Linked DNA regions of Homo sapiens: region 1 is linked to region 2. Evidence: chromatin loops called from intact Hi-C (ENCODE). Cell type or tissue: CD4-positive, alpha-beta T cell. All regions are shown on one strand. Links, peaks and the distances in the headings refer to the core of each region. The heading gives the core; the rest is flanking DNA. Region 1 overlaps TRMT11 (tRNA methyltransferase 11). Region 2 has its middle 20 kb from the start of SOGA3-KIAA0408.

Region 1 (14,543 bases), core at 1,804-9,803, 1.5 Mb before region 2:
ACTAGACCATAATTTCCCTAAGATAAATGTGTGTGTATTTTTACATAGATCAGGGACTTGCACATATTAGTTGCTTAAAAATTTTTTTGGGGGTCCGGGCGCAGTGGCTCACTCCTGTAATTCCAGTACTTTGGGAGGCTGAGGCGGGCGGATCACAAGGTCAGGAGTTCGAGACCAGTCTGGCCAACATAGTGAAACCCCATCTCTACTAAAAATACAAAAAATTAGCCAGATGTGGTGGTGTGCGCCTGTAATCTCAGCTACCCAAGAGGCTGAGGCAGGAGAATCGCATGAACCTGGGAGGTGGAGGTTGCAGTGAGCCGAGATCACACCATCGCACTCCAGCCCGGGTGACAGTGTGAGACTCCATCTCAAAAAAAAAAAAAAAATTTTTTTTGGAGACTGTTCTCTCTCTGTTTTCCAGGCTACAGTGCAGTGGCGTGACCGTGGCTCACTGCAGCCTCAAAGACCCAAGTTAAGCCATCCTCCCACCTTAGCTTCCTGAGTAGCTGGGACTACAGGTGCACCACTATGTCTGGCTAATTTTTTTATTTTTATTTTTGTGGAGCCGGGTGTTAATCAGAGGCTGAGTGTTGGTGTGAGGGGGCGGGAGGGGGTCTTGGGAGCTCTCACTGTGTTGCCAGGGTTGGTCTCAGACTCCCGGTCTCAAGTTATCTCTTTGCCTCGGCCTCCCAAAGTGCTGGGATTGCAGGTGGAGCCGCCATACCTGGCTGCTTAAAATATTAAAATCAGTGATATAGAATCTCTTCTGGGAAAGGCAATGCAAAGGACAGTCTATCCTTTTGGGCCCAGCTACTGCATTAGAACTGATAAGCAAGGAAGCTATAATGAATGGCTGCCTTTATGAATTAAAATGAGAGATCAGGAATATAAGTGTGGTCCAGTTTTACCTCTGATAGAGTTAATCAGGGCTAAGTATAGTTGGCAGCTACTTAATGTAGTACTTATTGTACTAAATAGTGTTTACTAAAGTTCAAACTCCTGGGTTTTATTGCTTGTCCTGAAGCAACCTTTTAAATGGATGAAAAAGCAAGTAGCTGAAATAATAGAAAAGCTCATGGAATTAACGCATCACACATGCCCCAGATCATGCTACATTTTTATATCCAATGTTCAATATAAATTATTTTTTATTCCTAATATAGAAAGAGTCTCAACTGGAAAGTTGAATTTGCCATAAGATTAATGAACATTTTGTGTTTTGCTTTTTCCAAGTAGATTGATGAAGTGGTTTAAACATGTTTTGCTTTTCAATTTGAAACTTGGGTTATCATATTTATTCTCAGTTTTAGGTGGCTGCTTAAGCTTTGGGTAGTAGAGATAATGCTATGCCATAAAACTTTAATCTTTCACTTTTTTTCCCCACCTAACTCTTAGGATCTTTGTGTTTTAGCTTGTTGCAGCTTTTTAACAGTATATTCCAGGAGCAGCAAACTTTGGTGTTTTAACTTGGTTATAGTTGGATGTTTTAAATGTAAAACTGACTTTACAATATGCTTTAATATAGAACAAACAACAATCATGCAAGATGAAGTAATTTAATCTATAACTTTATTTTTTTTCTTTTAAGTGCTATAACTCTATCAGTCTTGGTTGACTTCTTGAGCCACTGGACTTCTAGGACAGTTATCAGGGTCCTCATCATTTTGATTCCCTTAATAACCACCTAGGTTCTATGCTTCTCTCTTTATAGTTCACCTAACCTGATGAGGTAGCTATGATTCCTGTTTCACATTTGAGGGAACTAAAAGTTGGAGGATTTAAGATTCTTGTATAAAGCCACATCGCTAGTATTTGGAAGAGCTGAAAATCAGATTATGGTCTATTTAATTTCTAAGTCTCATGATGTCTCCTATTCAGATTTGTGTTTTCCTTGCTGCAAAATAACCTTTGGGCTGCCTTCACTGATTTATCAGTAGTCTGTGATAGTTCTTGGTCGATCCATCTGATTGGACTGAATTCAGCCCCTTCTAACACTGAATTTTAAAAAATGATTTGTTGCATAGACAAAATAGAAATGGCACTAGTAGCTTGAACTTCTCATTCTTCTTGGTCTTGGAGTGGGGGACTTCCTGGTCTGGGTATAGTTTCCCTTTTGATGGCGGTGGGCTTGGTGTTAAAGGCTCTTCCTTCTGGTTGGGAGGAAAGGGGATAGTAGGTAGCCAGCAGTGGAACACTTACCTCTCATTAGGTTCCATCCTCCATGAGACCTATATGGAAGAGTGTGATTCTACCTGTTTTATGTGATTTAAGGAGATAACTTGTTAGTCATACAAATTATAAAATTTGTATAATTATTTGGGTTTATCAGTACAAAGTGATTGCTTCAAAGAATATAAACACTCTCTGGACAGATTTCAACTTTGCATGAATGATGCTTTTAAAGTATCTATTATGTTAGTTCTGTTTCTAGTTCTGTAACTTTACACAGAAAGAAGATGAGATAGTTATTTGTGCTTAATGAATACATAGTGGTATGCCCTGGCTGATTATTTTTTTCTTTTCCAAACATCTTCAAATCATGTGTCTGATTTTCATTTTAACTTTATTCATCAATCGTCAGTCTTACTAATCTGCACTTTGTGTAACCTGTTTTTTTCCTTTCCAAAATCAGGGAATTTTTTGATCAAGTGTTTGCTAACTCTTCTGTTGTCGAAAATTTCTCAGAAATTACTTACCTGTGGTTTTTATTATTAGATTATTTCTGAACCCTAAATTGTAATTGTCTGATGTTGAAGCTTAAATGCCTCAGTTAGATCTTCAGCCTACTCTTATTTTTTAGTCATGTAATACCTGTCTCCCTTAGTACATTTTTAGTTCCTTTTTGTTAAAATGTATTTTCTCTGTAATATTTTCAATACAGGAAATAAAGTCTTTGCTTTTGCTTTTTGGAGGTCAGTTTGCCAGCAGTCAAGAAACTTATGGAAAGGTAAGTTAAATTTTCATTAGACCATATGGAGTATACTTAGAAATAGAGCCTTGGGTTTGAAGAGAAGAAGTGCATATCTTAAATTTATATTTGTATGGTTACTTGTATCTGTTTCAAGAGGCAGTGGAATAAAGTGGATATTTTTGGAAAATTTGTGGTTTTGTTAAGTAATTTAGATTTATTTCTAGTATTTTATTTGTTTTACATTTTTAGTCAACAGTTGTGTCATAATTTGTCCTTTCACCTAAAAAAGGGCTGTGCTCCATTGGTGAGCTGTGTTTAGAATTTGAATTTAGAATTTGGCAGAATGTTGGGCTCGTGTTGAGAATCATTTTAAAATTTGAAATTGTGCATTGTATAAGACTGAATTTATGAGCTTTGTATTTTGCATAAAACTATATCAGTGTTTGACAGAAGTTTGGAAAATAGAAAAAATAATTTGCAGTTCCTTCTTGACGTGACTTATAATTTGGGGATGCTGCCTTCCAGTCTTTTTTTTTTTCGTGTACTTTTTTTTCCCTATTGTAATTCTACTTCTGTAGTCTGTGTTTCTCACCTGATAGTGTCAATATAGGCCTAAGTTGTTACTTGGCCTTTATCTCTAACATAGCTACATAATATTTTTCATTGACTAGCTCTACCATAATTAACCATTTCATTTTATTCAGGTTGCTTTAAAAATTTTCTCAATAAAAGTAATACTAAGATGAAAATATTTTTTCTTGTTTGGATTATTTTGAATTTTTCTGTTGGGTAGGGTAAATATTGGAAGAAAAAAAACGGGGTATATACCCAAAGTAATATAAGTCATTCTATTATAAAGATACATGCATGCATATGTTCATTGCAGCACTATTCACAATAGCAAAGCATAGAATCAACCTAAATGCCATCAGTGATAGACTGGATAATGAAAATGTACATATACACCATGGAAGCCATAAAAAGGAACGAGATCATGCATACTGTGCAGCCATAAAAAGGAATGAGATCATGTCCTTTGCAGGGGCATGGATAGAGTTGGAAGCCATTATCCTCAGCAAACTAATGCAGGAACAGAAAACCAAACACCACGTGTTCTCACTTATAAGTGGGAGCTGAATAATAAGAACATATGGACATGTCCAGGGAAACAACACACACTGGAGCCTGTTGGGGGTGGTGGAGTCTGGTGAAGGAGAGCATCAGGAAGAATAGCTAATGGATGCTGGGCTTAATACCTAGGCGATGGGTTGATCTGAGCAGCAAACCACCATGGCACACGTTTACCTATGCAACAAACCTGCACATCCTGCACAGGTATCCCTGAACTTAAAAGTTGAAGAAAAAAGAAAAAAGCTAGGTGTGACAGGAAGGATTTCTTGCAAAAGATGAAAGAGCTAAAGTTGAAAGTCCTGTAGTGTTGGACTTTTATTCCTGAATGACTTTCACTTATTGAGGGGAGGAGGAAAGGAAGGAGAGTGCGGATATAATTGGCTAAGGGTGATGAAATGAGGTCAGGATCCTTTTGGATTTTGCTGTGTTCTGGCAAGAGGTTATCTGGCTGCAGCTTACCAGTGCCTGTAATCTTGGGTGTTGGGATAGAGGATTGGGAAAACACCCCTGATGCACTTGGAGCTTTTTTCCCCTAGATAAAATATAAAATAGTAAAAGCTAATGAGAATTTAATAATGTACCTCATGATTTTCTATCATAGTTGTTTCAAAGGGCCCCTCCTTCACCCTCAGATGGCCACACCTACCTAGAAAAAGGTCTCATGTAGCAACTAAGAAATACATTACTTAGAAATTAAAAATGAAATAGCTGTATTATAAGGGATGATTAGCCATGATGAATTTCAAGATTATACTTTGGGATATAATATGCATTAATTCCTTTCGTAAAGCTACATAAAAGGGCAGATACAAAATTAATGTTTCATTTGAGGATATATTCGTTTATAGGGTCATTATAAAAATGTTTTTACTATATTATTCTAATTTACTTTTTTACTATTGGAACGATTTTTATTTTGGTTACAGTCAGATCAGATATTCTTACATGAAAGTAGCAAATAGGCACTTCTCCTTATTGACTTCTTGAATAAAAGCATATGAGGCCATGTAGCCACTTAGAATTAAGTTGCATATTGTTATTTCTTTTAGTCACCATTTTGGATTCTTAGCATTCCCTCTGAAGATATTGCAAGAAATTTGATGAAACGGACAGTGTGTGCCAAGTAAGAGAAACTTATGTTCTCCTGCATGAATATACTGGTACTTCTCATAACCACTCAATCCTGTTTTTTGCTATATTGGGCAGTGTGAAGGCTCAGTTTAGCTTGCAGTTACATACAACTGCCACTGGGTGGCGGTGGGGGACCAGAGGAGGGTTACCTGCCGAAACCAAGGATGAAAGAATCTCTGGGGAAATGTCGACACATTTGTTTTAGAATAATTTTTTAAAACTTCCGTATTATGCGGGAGTATAGTATGAGATATAAACACTATGTTCTTACGCAGGATAGATGCCACATATAATTATAACCAAAGTGCTGAAAATCCAAAAATACTTTTTTCATAGATGGTTTTTAATTGGATGAGCAGATTAGTGAAGTGTAAGGTAACAAAAAGTGAGGACTGCCGTGAGACATGTTTTACTGTTTCAGTTGGTAGAGAAAATAATTATGAGTACCAAATCTTGGTGTGAATTAATGTAATGATGCTGTTCATTGTTTATCCTCAGTGTTTCTAGACTTTATCATTGGCATCCACTTTTTTTTTCTTTTCTTTCATTTCTTTTTTCTTTATACTGTTGGAAAATTTTCTGTCATCAGATTTGAAAATTAAACTGTATTTTTAACTAGCATCTTAAATATCAAACAGCTTGTGTTATCTTTAAGCTGCTTTTTCTTCCTGAACATTTTGGCAGATTGCTGAAAACTTTCTGTAGAAATTATATTTGCTAATGCAATGCAAATAAGAATTTACATATATCTAGTTTTATTAACATGGTTAGCGATGTTTTATATCATCATATGTAATTGTTGTATTACGGAATTGGACACAACCCAATATTTAGTTAACTTCATCCTATTGAGAACTACCTGCAGCCTTTAATCTTTTACAGTGAAGGTCGTTAACAGGCCTTATTATGAAATAAAAATGACTAGAAAACAGAAACATAACTTTTAAAAAACTCTTTTTGAATAATTGCTTGTTAGGTTTAAAATAGCCACTGGAGTACTAAGAACTTGTATGCTTCTTTCATAACTCTTCTAATTCATATATTTGATTAATGGCACAATTAACAGTTGTATAATATAATTTTTAATTGCTTTTTATTATCTATATATTTTGTGTAGCTGAGGTATACCTTAAGTGATAGCTAAGTGAGATTAATATTATTGTAGAAGCCTTTTCTCTGTAAATTCAATAGAAAAGGAAGAAATCATTTGCAAAGGAAAAAAATTACAATTTAACTGTATCAGAATGAAGATAGACTTTTATAAAAGCATAGATTCAAAACCAACTTAAATTCAAATTTTTCTGTGTTAGAAGGGATTGAAAGTTAATTTATTATTAACATGAAATATTTTGAGCATGCGACAAAAAGGTGAAAAATATAACAAGTACCTAGGAATATGCCTTATTAGACCTCAACATTTTGGGTAAGTTAGTTACTAAAATTGTGTGTGTGTGTCCATACGTGCGCACGCACATGCATGACAGAGTATCACTCTGTTGTCCATGCTGGAGTGCGGTGACATGATCTTGGCTCATTTTAGTCTCAAGTTCCAGGGCTCAGGTGATCCTCCCACCTCAGCCTCCCAAGTAGCTGGGGCTATGGGTGTGTGCCACCATGCCTGGCTGATTTTTTGCCTTTTTTGTAGAGACAAGGTTTTACTATGTTGCCCAGGCTGGTCTTGAACTCCTGGGCTCCAGTGATCCACCCACCTCGGCCTCCCAAGATGCTGGGATTACAGGCGTTAACCACTGTGCCTGGCCAGCTAATTGTTAATAACATTTTTATTTGGTCATTAGTCTTTTTGTATTATGGAGAAGACATTGGGAATAATTGGCTTTTCTGCAGCTTTTTACCCATTTATCTAAAATAACCGATTCATTTATACTTTGCAAAACATAGGCAATAATCAGTGGAGTGTGCATAAAGAACTAGTAAAATGACTGTATGTATTCCTGTGTGAACTAAGTTCTTTACTGAGGTTAGTACCAATCATTTATTTCCTAGGTCTATATTTGAACTATGGGGTCATGGACAATCTCCTGAGGAGCTGTACAGTTCTCTTAAAAACTACCCTGTGGAGAAGATGGTGCGTAGTAAAATGTGGTTTTATATAGGCATGCGTGCAGATTCTGTAGAATTAAAATACTCAAAAAACTGATTTCCTTTTATTTTAGGTTCCATTTCTACATTCGGACTCTACATATAAAATAAAGATTCACACTTTTAATAAGACATTGACACAAGAAGAGAAAATCAAGCGAATAGATGTAAGTAAATTTAGCAAAACAAAAAACCTACATGATGAATGCAGTCTGGCCATTGTTGATATATAGGAATACCTAATGTCTGTGAAGTGTTTATTTTGTACCACATTTTGTGCTAAGTGCTTTTCATGTTTTATTTAATGTTGACTCCAGGCTTACAAGGTAATGTTATTAGATAAGCGCCATTTTTCATTGTAAATTATTATAAGACATCAGCATTTCTTTTGTTTCTTTTAGGCACTTGAATTTCTGCCATTTGAAGGAAAAGTGAATTTAAAGAAACCGCAACATGTATTTTCTGTTTTGGAGGATTATGGTTTAGACCCAAACTGCATCCCTGAGAATCCACATAATATTTATTTTGGTAGATGGGTGAGCAAGTTTTCTTTCTACCTATGTCAGTTTGTTTTTTTGAAAGCTACTTATTAGGCCTTTTGTTGACTCCTATGTAGAACTTTAAAGCAGCTGAAGAGTCAGAACTACTGAATGGATTAAAATTGGTGAAGAGTATGTGATTATGTTTTGTTTTGTGTTTTCCCAGAGATTCTTAAATGAAGTGCAAGAGGCTTGTTAGATATAGGGAGGAGTTGGTATACCTGGAAATGTTGAAACAAGACTTACCAGAACATCTGGACTGTTTTTTTTTTTTTTGTTTGTTTCTTTTTTTTTATAAAGCAGAGAAAACACAGAGTGCTGTGGTAGTTGAGGAATCTCATTTGTGGAGATTCCCAATCTGGGCCTTCCATTCCAAAAGAAATGGAATTACTGTAAAGCAGTTCTGCCGACTTCTCTGAGGCTTTAAATGGGTGATTGGAAGCTGTGAGTGGAAGTTGTGACTTATGTTAGAGATTATTGTTATGTAGGAGAACAAAGAAATGGGCATACCTTAACACCTACCTCTGGAGTAATTGCATTCAAATGCAGTTCATACTTGTTTTGAAAAGAAAAAGTAAATGGAATGACATTAAGCAATAAAAGGCTTTGTTCATAACTACCTCAATTACATTATTTTAAATAAATAAGTTTAGAGCAGTAATAAGTGGAAAGAAGTTCTTATCAGCAAAATACAATGGTCTTATTGTGAGTGATTATCTTAAGTCTATTCTGTATGGCTATACTAACATAAGAAATATCTCTGATTTAGATTGCAGATGGACAGAGAGAGCTTATTGAGTCATACAGTGTCAAAAAGAGACACTTTATTGGAAATACAAGTATGGATGCTGGTTTGTCATTCATTATGGCTAACCATGGAAAAGTGAAAGAAAATGATATTGTCTTTGATCCATTTGTTGGAACAGGTATTTTTATTTAACTTTTAAGCTAGTGTAGAGATGTTGCTTATTTATATTAATGAAGGTCATGGTAATATTTTTGCTAAAAGAGTAAATGGATAATCTTTTAATTGTGTTTGGATAGTGGCCAACAGACAACCACATACTTGTGTAATAGCTAGTATTTAACACTTATGCCACTTCAAAGATGATGCTGATAGAATTGTATGGGTTTTATTCCAGATAAACCACTAGGAGGGAGCATCCATCTAATTTTTTTGTAGCAGAAAAACTTGCAATACCATACATTGTAGAAATGTTGTAAAGCTGTATAGTTTATTTAAATAGGAAAACTCTTGGTGAAAGAAAGACTTGGATGACAAGATCAAAAAAATGTATTCATCCAGTTTAAATGTACTCATACAGTTTAAATTCATAACTGTATATGTGGATGGAGAAAATAGTTAATATATCCTATCTTTGAGTTGGTTTATGGAGGTTTATAAGTAAGTGTGAAATAAGAAAAGTGTCAAAGTATCAATGGGCTAGATAGCCTGGTCACTGTGGCAGTGACCTTGGTTTTTTGTGCATATGATTGGGATAATTTTTTATGGAAGTCCTAAAACTCCATCTGACTCTGTGCAGACTTTTTCCTACTTCCACTCAATTTTGCTGGATCTTGCCCATACCCAGCAAATACTTGTATTTAAATTTGTTTGACCAAGCTCATTGTGGCTCATTTTGTGGTTGGAGCCTGTCCCTGTAGCCATCTTTCCCCTTGGGCAGTGATGATGCAGAGCTAACGTTTATTGAATAGTAAATGTATCAGGTACTATGCTATGCATTCTGATGCTACTATCTAGTTTAATTCTTACAACAACTAACATGGAGATACTTTAAAAATTTGCTTGAGGAAATTATGGCAGAGAGAAAGGTGCAGTGACTTGGCCAAGGTTATACAGTATATTGGTTTCATAGGATTCAAACTCAAGCAGTCCAACTCCAGAGCTCATGCCCTTAACTTTGAGCTGCCTCTCTCTGCATTGGGATCTGCCAACCAGCTATTACACCATGTACTAACTTAAGGAATATGACCACATATGCTTAGGAAGAAGTAGTATCAAGGTCAATAAATTTCTAATTGATGGAATAACTTTCTCTGTTTATTGTTGAGTTAATTCACTGGTGAGTCTTTCTTCTCTGCCAGTTTCTCCATATCACCTACCCTCAGCATACTCTATATTCTTTTCTTCCCCACTCTCATTATCCTAAGTAACTCACCCCAAATTTTAAACTTTTTATTGGAAATAATATCAAACTTTCAGAAAAGCTACAAGAATAAAAGTAGGACAAAGAACATGCATGTATCCTTAACTTAGCTGTTGTTAACATTTGGCCTCATTTGTTTTATCATTTGTTCTATTTGTTTCTATTTACATAATCTTTTCTTTCCTGCATCATTTGAAAGTTGTATCCATCACATCCCTTTACCCTTCAAGTAATTATTTCTCAAGAATGAGGATATATTCTTCTACATAACCACAGTACTGTTTTCAGTGTTAATAGATGTATTAATACAGTACTTTGATATTCATATTTCAGTCTTGCCAGTTTACCCAGTAATATTAATATTTTTGACAGCATCCTTTTCCCTTTCCTGGCTAGGATCAGGTATTATATTTTGTTGTTAATATTTCTTTGATGTCTTTGATTTGGAACACAGCCAAAGTCTTTTTTTCTTTTATGAAATTTGCACTTTTCAAGATGCTATTTCTCTTCCCTTTATTTTTTATCTAATTTTTTCCTCATTTTGGGTTGTTTGATGTCTCCTCAAGATTAGGATTAGGTTATACATTCCCAGCTGGACCACTACATCAGTGACTTTTGTGGCCTTCTCAGGGGTGTGTACATGATGGCCTTCTGCCCTGCATTGGTATTGGTAATTTTTGATCATCTGGTCTAGGTTGTGTTTGATTTTTTTCTGTTCATAATCATAAACAGTACAATTACTGGTGGTTTTATTTTATTTTATTTTTTTTCTTGCTATTAAGCAATCTGTGGAGAGACACATTAAGGCCATGTAGTATTCTATTCCTTATCCAGTCTCCTCTCACCACTCAGGTCGTCAGGTTTAGTAGCCATTGATAATTCTTTCCTGAACCAGTTTTTACTTTGATGGTTTCAAAGGGATGATTTTCCAACTCCAGTGCTCCCTCCACAGTTACAAGTCGACATTCATTATTCTACTGTAAGCAAAAGCCCTTTCCTCTCTTCCATGTATTTGTTTTTCTATTTGTTATTAATATGAACTAATGGGTTCTCCTTTTTAACCCCGATGGTCTATAATTCATTATATTTCTTAATTTTCTTAATTACTTTTGTTCCTCAAATTGTGATTTGCCCAGTGAGAGCTCTTTCACATTGAATCTGTCTTTGTGACATGTTCCTATCCTTTTTTCTTTGGAGTACTTCCTTACTTTCTCTTCTATTTGTTCAAGCTCTGGTATCAGTCATTTTTCCAAGGAATTTTTGTTTCTTTTAGCAGGGAAATGAAATCTGGATTATAGATCCTTTCAGTGGACAAACTAGAAAATATATATGCATATATACACAATATGCATGTAAGTGCATGTGCAAATATACATGTATTTATTCTTATATACTGTGCGTATGCACATACACATGCATATACGTATTTTAGACACTGTGAATTTGCACATATACTATAAATTGCAGTCAATCCTTACAGATTTCCTTTTGACTACCCTATTCTATGTTTATGTGTACCTTCTTCCACAGTGAGAACCCTGATTCCTAGCTACATCAACACATTTACTCTTTTCCTCATTCCTATATCTGAAATGGTTTCACAGTTGTTTTGCTTATGCCACTTAAAAATATCCTGTGAATAAGAGTTCAGGATGTGTTTTCAGTTCTTCACCCTAAGGGGCAGTAAAGTCAAATACTGTGCCTGCTTTTTCCCTTTTCATTTAAAATTCATTTGGGTTCATTTGTTCCAGTTTGCCCTCTGTTTTAGGTTTTTATCTCCTATCCCCCACTCCTTATTGATTTACTTTTATTTTCAAATATGTATAAGATGAACTTGCTTCCAAAAGTCAGAACTACACAAGAAGTGGTACTCAAAGAGATGTCACTTTACCTTTATAACGCTTCCAGCCTGTTCTCCCACCTATCCTAGGTGACTAACTTCATTGTTTTCTAGTTGATTCTTCCTGTTTCTTTTTGTAATGATAATACATTTTCTGATTCATAATGGAATATATACATTTTCTTATTTTCGCTACTTTCTTACACAAAAGGTATCATACTGTGTGTGTTGGTTTTAACTTTGCTTTTTTCACTTAATGGTATTTCCTGGAAATCACTTCCTGTCAGTTCATGGAGCTTATCTTTATTCTGTTTTAGTTTTGCTTCATGAGTGTATGTACCGTAATTTATTCAAACAATCTCCTATAGTTGGACATCGGTAGTTTTCAGTATTTTACAGTTACAAATAATGCTTGAAATGACTAACCTTATGAATATATACCTTTGTAATGTTGGAGATGTAGCTCTAGGGCAAGCTTATCCAACCCGCAGCCCATGGACCACATGTGGCCCAGATGGCTTTGAATGTGGCCTGATACAAACTTGTAAAGTTTCTTAAAACGTTATGAGAATTTTTGCAATTTTTTTTAGCTCACCAGCTATCATTAGTGTTAGTGTATTTTATGTACAGCCCAAGACAATTCTTCTTCGAATGTGGCCCAGGAAAGCCAAAAGATTGGACCCCTCTGTCCTAGGGTAAATTCTTACAAGTAGGATTTCTGGGTTGAAGAGTGTATGCATATGCAGTTTCATTAGATACTGCCAAATTTGTCTCCATTATACTATTTTGGATTCCTACCAACAGTTGTAGGAGAGTCCCTGTTTTTCCACAGTCTCACCAGCAGAGTATATTTCAGGCTTTTGAAGTTTTGCTTGTTCTGTTGGGTGAAAAATGATATCTCAATGTAGTGTTAATTTGTATGTCTATGGTTACGAATGAAGTATCACAATTTTTTATATTTTAAGGGCCATTATGACTTTCTTTGATTTGTCTTTTTTTGTCTTTTGCCCATTTTTTGATAGCATTTTTGGTCTCTTTCCCTGATTTTTCAAGGTCCTTTGTAAGCTTGAGATACAACCTCCTCACACTCCCCTTATTTTTCTGTGATGTATGCTGCAGTATTTTCCCTTAGCTTGTCATTTATCTTTTGACTTTGCTACTAATTGATTTTTGCCATGCAAAAGTTTTCCCCACACTCAAGTTATAGAGGAATTCATTTGTGTTTTCTTCTAGTGCTTTTGTAGTTTTACATTTTTTCTTTTTAGATCTCTGGTTCATTTGGAGATTATTCTCCAGTATGATGTGAAGAATGGATTTAATTTACCTTTTTCCAAATGCTAAAGCTTTTATTCTTAATCTTGTTCTTGGACTTTAAAAACTTTTTTTGTCAATTGAGAATAATTCTTTTAGATATATACATGTAGAAAATGATTAATATATATACATACACATAGACTAGACCACAGAGTTAAAAAATATGGTTGCCAGTATGGGTAATATTTTTTTGTTGAGTAGATGAGGCTAGATTTTGAAATTATCTTCACAGCTGTCAATATATGGACCATTTATAGTGTGTTGAGGGGCAAGGAGACCTGCTTCTGTTTGCTTTAGGGCAGCTCCTCACAGTGGGTAGTATATTTGGAACGTCTGACTGTTCATATAGTACAATTAATAGAAAATGAGAGGAGGATCTTTGCAAAGGTGCTGCTGAAATATATTTTCGTAATTTGTGTTTGTAGTTTAAGTATAGCTTTAGGACATCAGTCAATTTTTGGTGCTTTTGTTTTGAAACATAATAACCAATAATTGTGAATAGACACAGGTCTTAAGCACAGTTTGTCCTCTCTTGGGCCTTTTGCCTCATCGATGGGTGGTACCTTCTGAAGGACTGGAGAAATACGTAGCTCTGTGTCCTTCTCCATGGCCATAGTTTTCACAAAACATTTGTTGATATTTTTCTTTTGGTTGCCTTTTAAATAGTTTTTTAAAAAAAATTCATGTGTCTAATCCCCTTTTTATTTTAAAGGTACAAAATTGAAATGTATGTAGTTTCCCAAATGTATTGCTCACTTACTACTCATGGTTCGTGATTTTTCTCAGGGATATAGAGTAGGGTAGAAAGCTTCTGGGAGACTGAAAGGAGAAAAATAATCTTTTCATGCCTAAATACTTTTCCTTTTTTCCTTTAGACTGTTTGCTACTGTTGTTTAGAATGACATTATGAGCGGCAGAAACACACTTTTCTTTCAATTTTAACAAATACATTGGTTTTCATTTTAGTAAAAATTCTTTTTTTAAAGTGTGTGTCTCCACTTTCCCAAAGGGGAAGAGACATAGCATTGTGTCATCTCTTAGTTGTTAGGAAGTGCTACTATTCTCATGTGAGTTTGGCTAAAGGAATGATCATCATGAATTTATTGAATACCTATTAATGGCACAGCCCTGTCTGTGATACAGTACAAGACTTGTGAATGGCATATATAACACTCTTATTAACAGAGTGTGTAGCTTTACTTAATTTAATGTAATTTGTTTAGTAGCATATTTTGCTTTTGTTTATCTAATTGGTGAGTGAATATGTATTTACTTCAATTGGTGCTAATCCCAAAGGAGGTAGTATGATATAAAGAAAAGAATAAATAGAGCAAAGTTTAAATCTTTTTACCAATTAGTATGTGACTTTGGGCAAGATTCTTAACTTGTCTGGGTTTCACGTCTAT
Region 2 (16,204 bases), core at 4,861-12,860:
CTTTATTTTAACTTAACAATATGAGTTGGATATCTTCTCCTATGAGTCATACGAATTTGCCTTATTCTCTAGTTGCTGCTTAGTACACCGTACTAGAAATATTCCAATATATTTAAGACATTTATATTGTTTATGACTTTTTATTGTAGGTAAAAACATAAAAAGCCCACTTTGTACATATGCCCTTGTGCACCTCTGTTTTTCTGTAGAGTAGACATTCAAAAATGACTTACTGATTGAAATATATGCTCCTTTAATATTTTAAGAATTTGCCCTTTTACTTTCTAGAACATCATTATTAATGCATTTTCCTACTAACAGTGCATGACAGGACTTGTTTTTCCTCTTTTTGTCAAAACTAGGTATCTTTTAAATAGTTTACAATATATTTGATTAAAAACTATATGTAGGGGGTGTGAAGCAAGGGGAGGGAGAGCATTAGTAAAAATATCTAATGCATGCAGGGCTTAAAACCTACATGATGAGTTGATAGGTACAGCAAACCACCATGGCACATGTATACCTGTGTAACAAACCTACATATTCTGCACATGTATCCCAGAACTTAAGGTTAAGAAAAAGTAAAAAAAAAACTATATATAATTTTTATTCAATATATGTTTTCCTGATTATTAATGATATTGGGCATCTTTTTATATATCATTTGTATTTGAATTGCTCTTCATCTCCTTTACTTATTTTTCAATTAGAGTCAAGTTTTCTTATTACTATTTAGGATTTTTAAAATATTCTAGATAATATACCTTTCTATAGTCTACTCATATTTTTTTCTCCAGATTGTCCTTTGCTCTTTGACTTGATAGTGTTTTGGACAAAATTTTAAATTCTTATGCAGGCACTTTTCAAATCATTATATTTATAGTGCTTAGGTTTGCATCTAGCTTAGAAAGTTCTTCTCAATAAAAAAAAGGAGCTTAATTTTATAAATGGGTAGATACTGTTATTATCTCCATTTTATACATATCAAAATTTAGGTTAAGTGAGATTAAATAATTTTTTCAAGGTGACACAGCCAGTTAGTGTCAGGATCAAATTTGAACACAGGCACTCTGGCTCCAGAATACATGCTCTTAACTGTATACTAATTATTTAATATTCTAAATTCCAATATTAGTACGAGTCTTTTTCGTACTATCTAGTCTGTTGATTAATCTATTATTATGCTAATATATGGTATGCTAATTACCATGAATTCATACACCATGTTGATATCTGGTAGGGCATTCCCTCTTATTTATTTAAATCTTTTCTTGTTTATTTTTATTTTATCTTTCAAATGAACTTTAAAGTTGGTTTGTCAAGTTTCATGAAAATCTTGCTGTGATTATCTGACTTCATACATTTGTTTAGGAAAATTAATGTCCTTAAAAATTAGAGTATTTTTGCATAATCTATACATTGATTTAGGCTTTTAAAAAAAGGTCCTTAATAATGTTTCAGGTTTTTTTGTTATAGTGTTGCACTTTTCTTCTAGTTTTATGTCCAGGTATTCCAGAATATTTGTTTCAATTATAAGCAAACTATTTTTCAGCTTAATTTTCCAATTATTTATTGCTATGTATGGAAACTAAAACTAGTTGATTTTTGTCTCTATCACAAAGCTGAATGCTTTTATAAATTCTAATTGTTATTTCATGTATCATATTAAATTTCTTTTACAAATAAAGAATATTAAAAGCCTTTTATGCTTCCTTTAGAAATGAAGAATATAAAATGGTTACAGAAATGAATAAACAGAGGAAGAAGGCAAAAAGAACTATAATGTTCACTGAATCTACCCATCAAAGTAACTAACTACATTTTATGTATTTTCAGCTACTTGATCTGTGTTTGAAGCAATTTCCTTCAGTTCAATGTTTTTTCTCTTTGCTATCTTTTTTTGGCTTTTTCTTTTTCTTTTGCATAAAAAGTACAATAAAAATGATATTTCAGTTTACATTATGATGATCTCAAATATTGCTTAAGAAACTCAAGTGTGGCTGACAAATGGAAAACATCAGCATTGTGCAATAATTTCTTTCATCATGTTTTGTCAATCTTGGCATCTTTAAAAACAAAAACTTCATGCTATGAATGTCACTGATGGCCTGAGACAATCTAAAGGATATTTTGTTTGAAATGCACACACACAATTCCTAAAGTGTGAGAAACAAAATCAGCAAAGTAACAAACTGCTGTCCGCCATTTTAGATAAGTGCCCCATTTTGACCAAAGGCATCTTGCCAGAAGACAGAACTGGCATATTAGCAGGTTTTACTGGTAAACAAAAATACTCTATTTTAGTACAATGCTTCACGATTGATAGCGTTTCCATACATGGTTATTATTATTTTTAAAATTTTCATCACCATCCAGTGCTATGTGACAAAGGCAGGGTTTAGTTGCTCTGTGTTATCGATGAGAGAGCAAATCTACTAGTCTGAGTTAACCAGGCATGGAGATGAATGAGCCACAGAGTTGGAACAAAATATAGATCTGACTGCACGTCAAGTGAAGTTTTCACTCCCACTGAAGAGGCTTAGAAAAATCAGTATTCAGTGGGAATTTAAATTAGAAATATTTTAGAAGAAATTAAAGTGTAGTTTTCACTCCCACTGAAGAGGCTAGAAAAACCAGTATTCAGTGGGAATTTAAATTAGAATTATTTTAGAAGAAATTAAAATAACGTGCAGTTCCTGATAAAAGGGATCTTTACATCACACATCTCATGATTGATTGAAATTGTACACAATATGTGGAAATAGTACCACTTCCTGGCTTAAAATCTGACAACTAAAATTAGGGAACAAGTACTTGACGGATTCTCTTGAACACTGAGTGGATTCCTATCTTGGGCTGCAAAAGATATATATTCCCAAAGAAGGAAGTTTTCTGGACTTTTGGAAAGACTCCCTACCCTCTCCCCCTTTTATGAAAGCGATTTTAAGTAATGTAAAACATTTTGTAATATTCAAGTATATGTTGTAACTTTTTCACAATATTTATTTAGCATCTATAAAGCTCAAGGGAAATTAAATATGATGAAGCTCCTGCTATCAAATTGATATTCTAGAGCATAACTAATGTATACTTCTAAGCAAACATAAACATAAGTGAAAATCAGACTAGTGCTGATAGTATGTAAGTATAGAGGAAACTTGCTGGAGAAGCATTTAGTTAGAGAAATCATCATGAAACAGTAAAATGCAAGCTGGTATTGCAGGAACTGCAGGTTTGACCTATTTATTTAATTCCCCTGGCTGACAATGACCTCTTCCCACTTTAGTTCTGGTGTTTCATTTTTTCATTTAATGCATTTTGAAAAACTGTTACATTCCAACCAGGAAACATGGATGTCACTTATTGAACTTTCAGCATATGTTACAAACTTCCTAAGAGCAGTCATTTCTTGTTCATAGTTATATCCCTACTGTATGTCTGTGGCTATTCACTAATTTTGCTCATAAAAGGTTATTTATCAAGATAATTTTGCATATTTGAATTATATTTTTATATTATTCCAGGTAAACATTATTTTTCTCACATAAATTCTTAGAAACTTGTGGAGTCACATAACATATTTTGATGTCCTTTTCAGTTTCTAATGCAGGGCTTTGCAAATTATGAGTGGCTGATAAATGTTCTTGATTGAATAAGAGTGTTGTGGGTGGGCAGATGAATTTTAGCAAAGGAAATGAGAGATGCAGAGTAAGTCCAGGAAGGAGGCCAAACTGAAACACATAGAATCTTTTTATTATGGAGTACTTGGACATCTTCTGTAGTTCTCCAATGTCAGTTAGTGAAAATGCCAACTTTCTAATTATTCAATTAAAAATCTTTGGCTCCTCTCTTTCTTCTCATATCCTACTTTGGTTATTCAGGAAATCTTGTCAGACCTATAAGCAAAATAATTCTCTAATAGAAGAGACCCTTTTGGCACCACTTTCACTGTTACCAACACAATCCAAGGGAGAATCTTATGGTGCCTGTAAGAGTCTCCCCGCTTCTAACTTTGCTCTCCTTCTCATATAAGTAAAGCTTACATGGTGACCAGAGTCATCTTTTCAAAGGTTAGTCAGATCATGATGCTCCTAGCTCAGCCTGTACAATGGCTTGGGATCTCTCCCATAGCAAACCCAAGGTATATATATATTCCTCAGGAAGCTCTCCATATTGGTATATATATTTCTCATGAAGCCCTACCAATTCTGGCTCCTGCACTCTCTCTGACCTTCTCTAGTCTTCTTTCACACTGACCTCCTTACTGTTCCTCAAATACTAGATGCACACTCATGACTCATGATTTTTGAAGCATCGTTTTCCATTTGATAAGAATTCTCTTTCCCCAAATAATTGCTTGCTTTTCACACTTCCTTATGGTCTCGTTTCAAATGTCACCTTCTCTGATTGTCAGAATATAATCTTAATTCTTTACATAAATTTCCACCCATTCAATAATCCCTACTCTTCTTACATTGCTTTATTTTTTTTCTCATAGCAGTATTCTCCACCTGATATACTGTTACTTGTCTGCTTCCTCGCCTTACAGTGGGAGCTCCATGATGGTGGAGCTTTGTTTTTTTCACTGCTGTATCCCTAAGACTCAGGATAGAGGATCTTAGTAAACACTAAAAAAGTTTTAACTTATTTGAATAAATGAATGCATGTATGGGTAAAATATAAATGCATGAATAAACAAAAAGCATTGATGGAGATTACAAATTCCAAATGGAGTTTTGTTTTGGTGTGAAAATCAGCAAGAACACACTGCAGATACCTGAGGAAGGGAATAGAGATTATCTTCAGTCAGAAAGCTAGATAAATCTAAGGAAGACAAGAAAGAGTAAAGAAGGGACTGCTATAATCCAAACTGAAATCGGGTTTACATAAATAGTTATGGAAATGAAGAAAATGTTATAATTTTCATGTGGGAGAAAATGTGAATTGGCCAGATTAACTATAGTGGGAGGATGAAAATGGTATTTCATAGACATTCCCAATACTGAGATCTTTGAGAACTGGAAAATGTGGGTCCACTCACAACAAGGAGAACTTGGAAAGTTCCGTTTGTTTGGGGAAGATGACACTGTTGTGAACGGGAGTGGGGTGGGCAGCCATGGCTTATTGATAATTTTTTCTTTAATCATTTCGAACCCACAGTATTCTTTATTGCAATGACTTAGTGAAGGGTGAATGGACACACTGTTAAAAGACTGTCCCTTTTAAGCCACGTTCTTACTTTTTATACTTCATATTTCTCCTCCACATATCAGGCAGCTGCCATTTGATCTGTATACTAGCCAGCAGAGGAGCGGCTCTGTACAGATCCAGATTAGCTTAGGGTATGTTCCTGCTGGGTCTAAAGGAGTCATAAAACCAACAAATAAATCCTGAGGTTCTCTGTGGCCCTACCCTGCTAGCTGTGTCCCCATTTTAGGATTCTGCCTTCATAAGCAGCTCATTGCCATAGTGGACTCCAAAATCCAACATCTTTCCAGAGAGAGAGAGAAAAGACAGAGAGATATAAACACTAAGAGAAAGAGATAGAGGGAGGAAGGGAGAGAGAAGACAGACAGGGAGGGGGGAGAGGAAAAGAGAGAGAAAGAGAGGGAGAAAGAAGACAGACAGATTGAGAGAGAGGTAGGAATATCTCCAAATTGGCTTATTGCTTTGAGGTTCTGTACTGGATTAGAACCCCTGGTAATTTCTGCTACGTACTTTAGTCTTGGATTTCTGAAAATTTAGGTACCTGGGAAATATATGTTAACACTATCAGTTTACTGTATTTTTAAAACATGTTTAATTAACATATTTTTATTTTTATTATTATTATTTTTTGAGACAGAGTCTCATGCCACTGCACTCCAGATGTGTTGCCCAGGCTGGAGTACAATGGCATGATCTTGGCTCAGTGTAACCTCTGCCTCCCAGGTTTAAGTGATTCTCGTGCCTCAGCCTCCCAAGTAACTGGGACCACAGGCGCATGCCACCACGCCAAGCTAATTTTTGTATTTTTAGTAGAGACAGGGTCTTGCCATGTTGGCCAGGCTGGTCTTGAACTCCTGGCCTCAAGTGATCTGCCTGCCCTAGCCTCTCAAATTGCTGGGATTACAGGTGTGAGCCACTGCACCCAGCCAACACCATCAGTTTATAAACATCAAATTAGGACCTCTATAAGTTAATAGAATAAAGTTATACCACTCACCTACCCTCAAAACTATTAAAATCCCCACTAGGAAAATGTCTGGGAGGACTGAAGTATCTAGATTTTTAGGATTGAAGTTGTGGTTTTAAATGGCAATACCTATTTTCAAAGTGCTTGAGTTTTTTGGGCAGGTGTATCTCTCTCTCTCTCTCTCTCTCTTTTTGAGAGACAGTTTTCCTCCTTGTCGCCTAGGCTAGAGTGCAGTGGTGCCATCTCGGCTCACTGCAACCTCCGCCTCCTGGGTTCAAGCGATTCTCCTGCCTCAGACTAACGAGTAGCTGGGATTATAGGCATGCGCCACCAAGCCCGGCTAATTTTTGTGTTTTTAGTAGAGACGGGGTTTCACCATGTTGGCCAGGCTGGTCTCCAACTCCTGATCTCAGGTGATCCGCCCGCCTTGGCCTCCCAAAGTGCTGGGATTACAGGCGTGAGCCACTGCACCCGGCCCGTGTATCTCTTTAAGATTCTCGCTCCTGTAATCCCAGCACTTTGGGAGGCCAAAGCATGCGGATCACCTGAGGTCAGGAGTTGGAGACTACCTGGCCAACACGGCGAAACCCCATCTCTACTAAAAATACAAAAATTAGCCGGGCGTGGTGGCGGGGGCTCTGTAATCCCAACTACTCAGGAGGCCGAGGCAGCAGAATTGCTTGCGCCCAGGAATCAGAGGCTGTAGTGAACTGAGAGCTTGCCACTGCACTCTAGCCTGGGCGACAGAGCAAGACTCTGTCTCAAAAAAAAAAAAAAAAAAAAAAAAAGATTCTAATTAGTTCTAATGAGCCAAAGCTTTGAACTTCTCCTTATTTCGTCTTCTCCCTTCTTTGCATTTTTCCTCTTTTGGTGTTAAATGTATAGCTGGGAGTTAAACTTGAAATAGACCACGTGGGTAAGGACTTAAACAGCTCCACTATTCCTCAATGGACAGAATGAGTGAGCAGCTTCTGTCAGCCCTTAGTTTACCAATGTGAATAAAACTGCTCCCATGCTGGCATTTGATACAGGAATGGGAAATTAAACTAATTTTTAAGAGCTAGAGTAGCATCTCTTTCTCACCTGGGAAAGAATTGGTAAGAATTGCATTGGTTAAAGTAACTAAGCCTAGTCAAAGTAGCTGGGGCAAAAGTGAATATTTATTGGAGAAACGCCTTCTTATCAAGTTTGATTAAAGAAGTACATGAATGTGGCTGCGCACGGTGGCTCATGCCTGTAATCCCAGCACTTTGAGAGGCCAAGGCAGGTGTCTCACCTGAGGTCAGGAGTTCAAGTCTAGCCTGGTCAACATGGTGAAACCATGTCTCTACTAAAAATACAAAAATTAGCTGGGTGTGGTGGCGTGTGGCTGTAATCCCAGCTACTCGGGAGTCTGAGGCAGGAGAATCGCTTGAGCCCAGGAGGCAGAGGTTGCAGTGAGCCGAGATTGCACCATTGCACTCCAGCCTGGGTGACAGAGTGAGACTCCAAAAAAAAAAAAAAAAGAAAGAAAGAAAAAAAGAAAAGAAAAGAAAAAGAAAGAAAGAAAGAGAAAGAAAGAAAGGCAGAAAGAAAAATAATATGAATGAATAATCAACTCCTGGAAGAATGACATCATGGCTTCCAGGAATAGCTGGAACCAGGGAATCAACATGATCAGGACTCTCTCCCACCGAACCCCCCACTCTCTACCTCAGTATACTGTCTGTGCTCCTCTCTGCTTTTCAGTTTCATTTTTTTTTTTTTTCCTACTCAAGGGCAGCTTCCTGCCCTGCTTCCTCCAGCATCTGCATTTTACATTGTGCTGCTCCCACTACCAGGGATGTACTAGCTACTCCTAAGTACAGTTTGAAAAACCCTGGGGAAAGATTCTGAGTCACTTTTTAGGTTATAGGCTTACCTTTGGTATATTCAGGCAACATCAAGAGGCTACATGGGGGATTGTGCACTACAATTCATAGATGAGGAAACTGAGGCACAGAGAGGATAAGCGACTTGTCCAAGATCACTCAGTTACTATAATATTATTTGATCAGTGTCTAGAGAAGATATTAAATATTAGTTATAATTAAATCTGTGATCATTAAAAAGCCATTTGGAAAGAGCTTGAAGCAGAGAACAGCACAATCAGGGGAATAGACTGTATTTAATGTTGTATACTACCATCTAGTGATAATCTAGAGAATTTCAGCATTATACATTAAATATGTATTTAATATTCGAAGTTTTATTTTTCTTGATGTAATCTTTACAAATGTATCATAAATTGGCAATAACTATATAACCACATATTTACATATTTTATGGGCCCAGTAAGAGAATAGCAGCCATTTAAAGGATCATTTCAATTAATGTTTTCAAAACCCACGTTTTTAAGGTGGATGTCACAATAACTTTGAAATTTAGAAAATTTGGGATAAATTATCTTGCATAAAATATTCATTTGCTCTCATTTTATGGTATGAAATGAACCAGATGTCAAGGTTTGCAACAGATAGCCTGGTATGTGAGCCTTCTTCCTAGGAGACAAATAGGTGCTCTTGAGAATGAGGCAAAACATAGTTAAATAAGTGGTCTCATTAGCCTACCATCTGGAGGGCATGCTTGCTTACTCCAGGGCCAGCCCTGAGAGCTGCTGTGCCACTTTGGTACTAGGATAGGAAATAGGGAGTCACAGGGCTCTAAGCTGGCAGTCAGCTTGGTTCTGAATCCACATGTTCACTCTGTACCCAACAAATATTTTAATACAATGTAGCCATGTTCCCCTTTCTTTTACAAATGTGTGATTTACAACAGCGGGATTCTAGCATTTATCAGGTCTACATAGCACAACATAATTTTAATGTGAGGGATTCCTGACAGGCTTATATATTAAAAAATTGAGCACTCAACCATGAATATTTTAAAGACTATATTTAGTCCAATATTATTTGATGATATTTAGTATAAACTGACATTGACTTAGAAGATATAATATTTCATAGTGTATGTGATCAATAAGCTTGTACTGGGAGCACTAGATGTGTACCAAGGTCTTTTACATATCTTTAGAAAATTCATCATATCATGACCCATATCCCTGGGAGCTGGCTAATATTTACAAATCCTCAGTTATTTGATGAAGTTTTTCAAACCTTGATATGATCAACAAGGGAAAAAGTCATGAAAAAAGAGGTAATTTGAACATATTTTCTTCCCTTGACGTAGCAATATTTCCTGGTGTGTGGAAATATTATTCTATCCGTCCTCAGGTGAGAAAGAGCTGCTACTCCAGCTTGTTAAAAAAATTAGTTTAATTTCCCCTTTCTGTATCAAATGCCACCATAGGAGCAGTTTTTAGTCACATTGTAAACTAAGGGCTGATGAGTGCAATCCGTTGAGTGGTAAGATTTAAAATCAGACATATTTTGAATATAAATCACAGTTTTACTGAGGTAAAAGGTTTTTTTAAATGGAGTCTTAAAATATAAAATGTATACGTGTAGTCATTAACATATTTTCTTTAGTATAGCCATGTGGGTGATATATTTTAAATATATCTGGAATATTTATTGAAATCATCCGGCTTCTTAGCAGTTATTTAACAATGTACCACATTAATGACAATTCTAAGAATGTTTCATTGGAATATAGAAAGCAATATTGCTCCCCTCCATCTCATTCCTTCCTTCCAGAGTAATCCGTAGGTGTCCTAGAAATCTCCTGAGATTCAGCAAGAATCAACATTCACATACACAAGGCTCAAGATCTGGGGGAGCCTGAAAGAGTGGCATTTGGTCATAGTGCCCTGATTGAGGAAAGCGTACTGGTGGGTTTTCCTGCATCCAAGCAGGATGCAGGATTCCTGGGCCTCCTGTAGGCATATTTACATGGGCTTGCATATTACAACCGAATGAACACTATTATTCACCAATTCTTCATGGCAAGACATAACTTACACTGTTCTTGGCAGTAACCAGGAACAGCTTAGCAAATTATTCAGAGATGCTAGGAGATAAATCAGCTTAAGTGTTGTTAGAGCATTATTCAAGCAGATGTACTTAAGGCAAAGGTATGTCTGCTCATCTTCGCCATACTGTAAAGGGTCCTCCACCCCCAAGATCTAATGCAGTGGAATCATCTTCCCCAGGTGAGCCTGGGAAAGCTGTGGCTGGGCTTGTTTATTTGGAAGCACAACAGCCTCCATGAAACTTCTACGTCAGGGGTAACCTATAAAAGGAGAGATGAATCTCCGATGCCCACAGGACCCTGGCCCTTAGCAGACTTGGGTTTATAATGAAAATCAGATAAAACCAGAGCAGTCTTGTTTCACAGAGCCTGTCTAGAGTAATTTAAAGAGGGGAAGTGGGGTGGAGAAGATGTGCTTTAATCCATTTTATGGATGAAATCTTTGGTTCCAGGTAGTTTTTTATCCCCTCCATGGAGGGCCATCCCAATGTGTGAACTTTTCAAATGGATGCCTTCTGATGGGGCCCCTAATACAGACAAAATCCCCCACCCTCACCCTGTGGACTTTGCATGAGAATCAACTCCAAACTGCCATGTTCTCTACATACATTTCCCACATTTTCTTCAGTCATTAGTTTCCTGCTGAAAACACACAGAACCAACACCCGCTGGAGAACTTGCTGCTATACATTTGCACACACCTATCCAAGTTTTCTGCAGGACCACAGATTTCTATTCCACTCTATTACCTCTTCTCTCTCTTTCCCCTTATTTGGCATCTGGATTCCTTTCTAAATGTGTCATTTACCAAGAAGTGAACCCACCAAACCTCTTCCTCACCTGGGGAGTGTTGCCAGTGGAGAGACAAGCCTCTTTATTAAACTGCTGTTTCCACCCCCTGAGCCTGAGATTGGGATTTTTGCAACCCTTGATGACCATGTTTCCTGTATCTACCCTTCTTTCTGAGGCTAAGTTTAAGACAAATCTTGGATTAAAAGCCAGCTTTTGGAAATACAACATAAATCACAGGAAGAGGCAGAGACAACTTTAGCTTAGTAACCCCAGGAGACATGAGAGGAAGAGGCCCTCTTAGGTCCTCACTTTCTACTCACAGCTTCACTCCTATCTCCAGAACCTTGGAGATGGATGATATCAGAACACTTCACAATCTGAAGCAGGGCACACTGAAGAGAAGAGGCATAAACCTGTGGCAGGAGCAAGAGGGATCCAGAGACATGTGAAGTTGAGAGCAGAGGAGAGAAGAGATGGTGGGCCAAGAGGGAACATTTGCTTATTGCCTACTAGTCACAGGGTAGGGGCCTACTAGTCACAGGGTAGGTAGGTAGTGGCCCTAAGGCCTTAGCTGAGAGGCCCTGGACCCCTTGATTATTTGGACATGATTCATATATGGCAGGAAAAAGTATTTCTGATATTTTAATATAGGTTAGCAGATGTGATTTAACCTAAATCATATTATTGTTTTACATATTATTCTGGCCTCCTAGTGAGTGTGATGAGGAAAGAGAGGTTCAATACTGAACTCCATTACCCTCCTTTCTACAGTAGCATAGTCCCAGGTTATATGTCTACCTCTATGAAACACCGTATCAATCACGGGCCATCAGTCTCCTCTGGGACTCATCCAGTGCATGTCATGAAGAAGAAAATTGGATAACTACATTTCCAACATGTTTTCTTCAGCCTCAATGCGTGGCCATGAGAGACCACTACTAACATTTACCAGTCCTTTCCTAGCCCTGATCGCCACAAAGCCAGAGCTTTGGGGGACATAAATATCTGAGAAATAAGTGAAGAGAAACACATTTTCAGAGATTCCTGAACAACCCAAATTTCTACTTGTGTCTTTTATATTCTGGTTTCTTCTGACAACTGACATACTAGAATCTGCACAACATTGTGAAACAGCCAGTATCATTAGTTACCTACATAGTATATTCCACTAATCTGTTTTGTATGGTCTCAGGTCCAAGTATTTTTGGGCTGATTATAGCAGTACCATATTTGTTCCAAAGCTAAGAAACATGTATCTGGAGGCCTGTAGTAGAATTCCCTGGAAATATTTCATCTGCTAAGGTCACCTGCAGAACACCAGGTTTCATCATTTACTCTGAATGGGAAGGGTCCCAACATTAAGGACATCCAATAAATTCTAGATTTCGGTGGGTTCAGCACGGAACTCCATTACCCTCCTTTCTACAGTGCATAGTCCCAGGTTATATGTCTACCTCTATGCAACACCGTATCAATCACATGCCATCAGTCTCCTCTGGGACTCATCCAGTGCATATCATGAAGAAGAAAATTGGATAACTACATTTCCAACACGTTTTCTTCAGCCTCAATGCGTGGCCATGAGAGACCACTACTAACATTTACCTATCCCTATCCCATTTTCCCACCTTCACTTCATATATATATATATATACACACATATATATACACACATATATATACACATATATATACATATATACACATATATATACACATATATATACACATATATATATACACATATATATACACATATATATACACATATATATATACACATATATATACACATATATATACACATATATATACACACATATATATACACACACACATATATATATATATATATATTTTTTTTTTTTTTGGCTGAGCAAGGTGGCTCACGCCTGTAATCCTAGCACTTTAGGAGGCCGAGGAGGGCGGATCACCTGCAGTCAGGAGTTCGAGACCAGCCTGGCCAACGTAGTGAAACCTCGTCTCCACTAAAAATACAAAAATTAGCCAGGCATGGTGGCACATGCCTGTAGTCTCAGCTACTCGGGAGGCTGAGGCAGGAGAATTGCTTGAACCCAGGAGGCAGAGGTTGCAGTGAGTTGAGATCGTCTCAAACCAAAACCAAACCAAAACAAAACAAAAAACAAATAATTTTTTTAATGAAAAAGAATCTTCTTTACAAATTAATTATTGGTTTCTGCATTTGGTTACATAACTGGATAGTTTTCTCCCAATTTGGGATTGTTCATCAATATTTTTTTCTAGCATTTTTATATTTACATGTTTTCATTAACTCATTAACATGGATTTTTCTTTTCTTTATAAAAACCTTTCAATTTTTTCTATGATGTAGAATATATTTCTCTGAGGTAGTGGTCTATCTTGATGTTTAGTCACTTAGCCCAATGCATTATTCGAAAGTCAAACTGATTTAAAATTATACTTCTATCATATACCAAATTATTTCAAATGCTTGGGTCAATTTCTTGTCTTTTTTTCTTCTTCTGTGTATCTGCTTGTTTTTAAACTATTGACAAATGTCTTGTTTACTTTTTTAGTTTCTTTCCTTTCTTTTTTTGTTTGTTTGTTTAGGGAGACAGGCTCTCACTCTGCCACTCAGGCTGGAATGCAGTGGCATGATTATAGTTCACTGCAGTCTCAAACTCCTGGTCTCAAGTGATCCTCCTGCCTTGGCCTCGCAAGTAGCTGGGATTGCAGGCATGAGCCACCACACCTGATTCCTCTTTCTTTATTTTTCTCAGATATAGAAAAGTCTTTAATTTTCTATTTTTTTCCAGAAACACTTTGCGTTTCTAAATTCTCTCATAGGCACTGACAGTTCTTTATTTGATTATCTTGGATTTTCTAAATAAATAATCTTATTGCTTGTAAATAATAATAAATTTGCCTTTCTTTTTTTTTTTTTTTTTTAATGGAGTCTCACTCTGTCGCCAGGCTGGAGTGCAGTGGCATGATCTTGGCTCACTGCAGTCTCTGCCTCCCGGGTTCAAGCAATTCTCCTGCCTCAGTCTCCTGAATAGCTGGGACTATAGCGCGCACCGCCATGCCCGGCTAATTTTCTTGTATTTTTAGTAGAGATGGGGTTTCACCATGTTGGCCAGGATGGTCTCAATCTCCTGACCTTGTGATCCACCTGCCTTGGCCTCCCAAAGTGCTGGCATTACAGGCGTGAGCCACCATGCCTGACTGACTCTTTTTTCATAATTATACTCTACTGATTTCCTTTCTCCTTCCATTCTTCCCTCCCCACCCTTCCTTCTATCCCTGTTTCTTTTTTTCTCTTTCTCTCTGTCTCTCTCTTTCTCTAGGTTAAAGCTTTCTAAACAATGCTGAAAAAGAGTAGGTAATGGTGCAGTGTCATTTATATCACATTCTTCATGACTGTAATGGAAATAGTGGGGTTTGTCTTTGCTTTTGTTTTTCAATCAAACATAGTTGTTGCTATTGGATTGATTACTAATATACTATTTGGGCCGAGTGCAGGATAGGAGGAGAGCCTGTGAACAAGCCTCCATGCACTTTCATAAGATAGGTGTAAGGTAAGATTGAGAATTCCCTTTCCCCTTCTCACCCATCATCCCCTTCTTTAGGCTAGGCTTGCCTGTATTTCTTGCCAAGCAGAACTTCACTGGGTTTTCAGATCTTTCTGAAAGCTGTCCTTTGGCTTTCCAGGTGGGCTAATAAACTGCTGGGTGGTTTGCCATTCACTAAGTTTAATCTCATCAGTATCATGTCTTCCAGAAATTGCTTGAAGTCACTCTTCTCTGATTTCCCTTAACTTTTTGGTAGTTCTTTTGAATTTCAATGAGAACTAAGTAAAAAAAAAAAAAAAAAATCAGCTCAGCCAACCAACTTGAAATAGTTCCTTTAAAAATTATCATTTCTAATTCTCAAGTGTTAAAATATAAATGAATCCTCCCTTAAGTAATAATGACAGATGGAAATACTATATTAAAAACTCAGCTCCTATCACATATCTGCAATGGTAACTCACTTAAAAATGTTATCCTGCATTGGATTAAGTGGTTTCAAAATGAAAATATGAATATAAATAAACTGCTCTTTTACAAAAGAACTGAAAACTAGCAAGTATACTGAAAAAGTGCTTCTTATTCAAATTAATCTATGAATTATTTTCCTTTTTTGATATTGAAAAAGAACCTTGCTAAGAAACAATGTTTAATTTTGTATCAACACTGAATACTAATTAGGAAAAAAAAGCACCCTTATTATTCTCTCTGAATAACAAGTATTTTTCCAGTTGGATCACTGTACGTTTGCGCATGTTAATGACTTATTTTTCAAAGATTTACCACTCTGATGTATGTTTTGCAGTAGTAGATTTCCTCGTGTCCTCCACAGTGAAATATCTTCATTGTTTGAATCACATTTTTGGCAGGATGGTGTTCTTTTACATTTTGGGGGTATCATAGGAGCCTGAGAGAGGAGGGAGACAAATCTTATCTATAAAGCTTATTCATGAATTTTTGTTTTGGCGTGGGAAATTTGCCCCTGTGTGTAACAAGGGCATTTAACAAAATCTGTAATGCTTTTTTGAAATAAATTAGTTTCTTACGGCAAAGCTGTAAGAAGCTCTTTTTTCAGTTGTTAACATGTTTTTAGACTAAGTTCCAAATTCAAAACGAATATGAATGCCGCCTTCAATCTACACCACTGCACCTCATCTTTGTTCTTTTTTCTTCCTTTCCCAGACACCTATATTCTCATTTTATTTCTTCAGCGGACATCAATTAGCACTTTGGTCCCTAACCCAGATCGGTTTTGTCAGCACCTCATGTTTGGAGTTTTTCTTATTTGCATCGTTTGATTCAACTCGTCCTCTGATTTCCCTGACCCACTTCCCTGATTACCAAAGTAAAAGCTGGCTGATCTGTCAGACCAATTCTAAATCTGTCCATAGTCTTTTTCTCTATGCTATACTCTCACATCAACTCATTATTATGACTCAGTGTTAAAGATATGATAGTATGAAGGGTTACATTATTTTTCAGGAACTGGATACTTGGTTTAACATGACTCTGCCCTGGACAGCCTGGCCAATTACCCTGACTCCCCTACTTTCAATCATACTGAAGATGTTATATAAGTAACGTGTTATTAAATATATTTTTAATGTCTGCAAATGCCATTCTTCTATAGCTGTCAAATTCAAGAAAGTTATCTCAGAATTCTGCAAAGCCTCAGAACAGATAGTCTTCAATGACACACACTGTGGATGCTAAGATTTACCAACCCAGTAACTTCTTG

The links. Peaks named below come from ENCODE experiments on the same cell type or tissue, not always from the same donor. Only the 100,000 strongest peaks of a DNase experiment are listed, where the experiment ranks them.
Region 1: it touches region 2 in a loop (26-fold over the local background); 6 of 110 quality-filtered maps call a loop at or near these places.

What each region holds. Positions count from the first base shown.
Region 1 is chr6:125,990,873-126,005,415 of GRCh38, forward strand. TRMT11 (tRNA methyltransferase 11) reads left to right here. Exons shown (of 13, transcript NM_001031712.3): 2 at 2,885-2,950; 3 at 5,095-5,168; 4 at 7,181-7,262; 5 at 7,351-7,443; 6 at 7,678-7,812; 7 at 8,585-8,741. Among named protein-coding and RNA genes, the nearest start is that of TRMT11, 12 kb to the left of the region's middle. In CD4-positive, alpha-beta T cell, for the core only: CTCF peaks have their summits at 5,289 (motif pointing right) and 5,491; a DNase peak (open chromatin) is centred at 5,299; H3K4me3 peaks cover 303 bases.
Region 2 is chr6:127,531,162-127,547,365 of GRCh38, forward strand. No RefSeq gene overlaps it. Among named protein-coding and RNA genes, the nearest start is that of SOGA3-KIAA0408, 20 kb to the left of the region's middle. In CD4-positive, alpha-beta T cell, for the core only: CTCF peaks have their summits at 8,335 (motif pointing left) and 8,534; no DNase peak of the experiment used is centred there.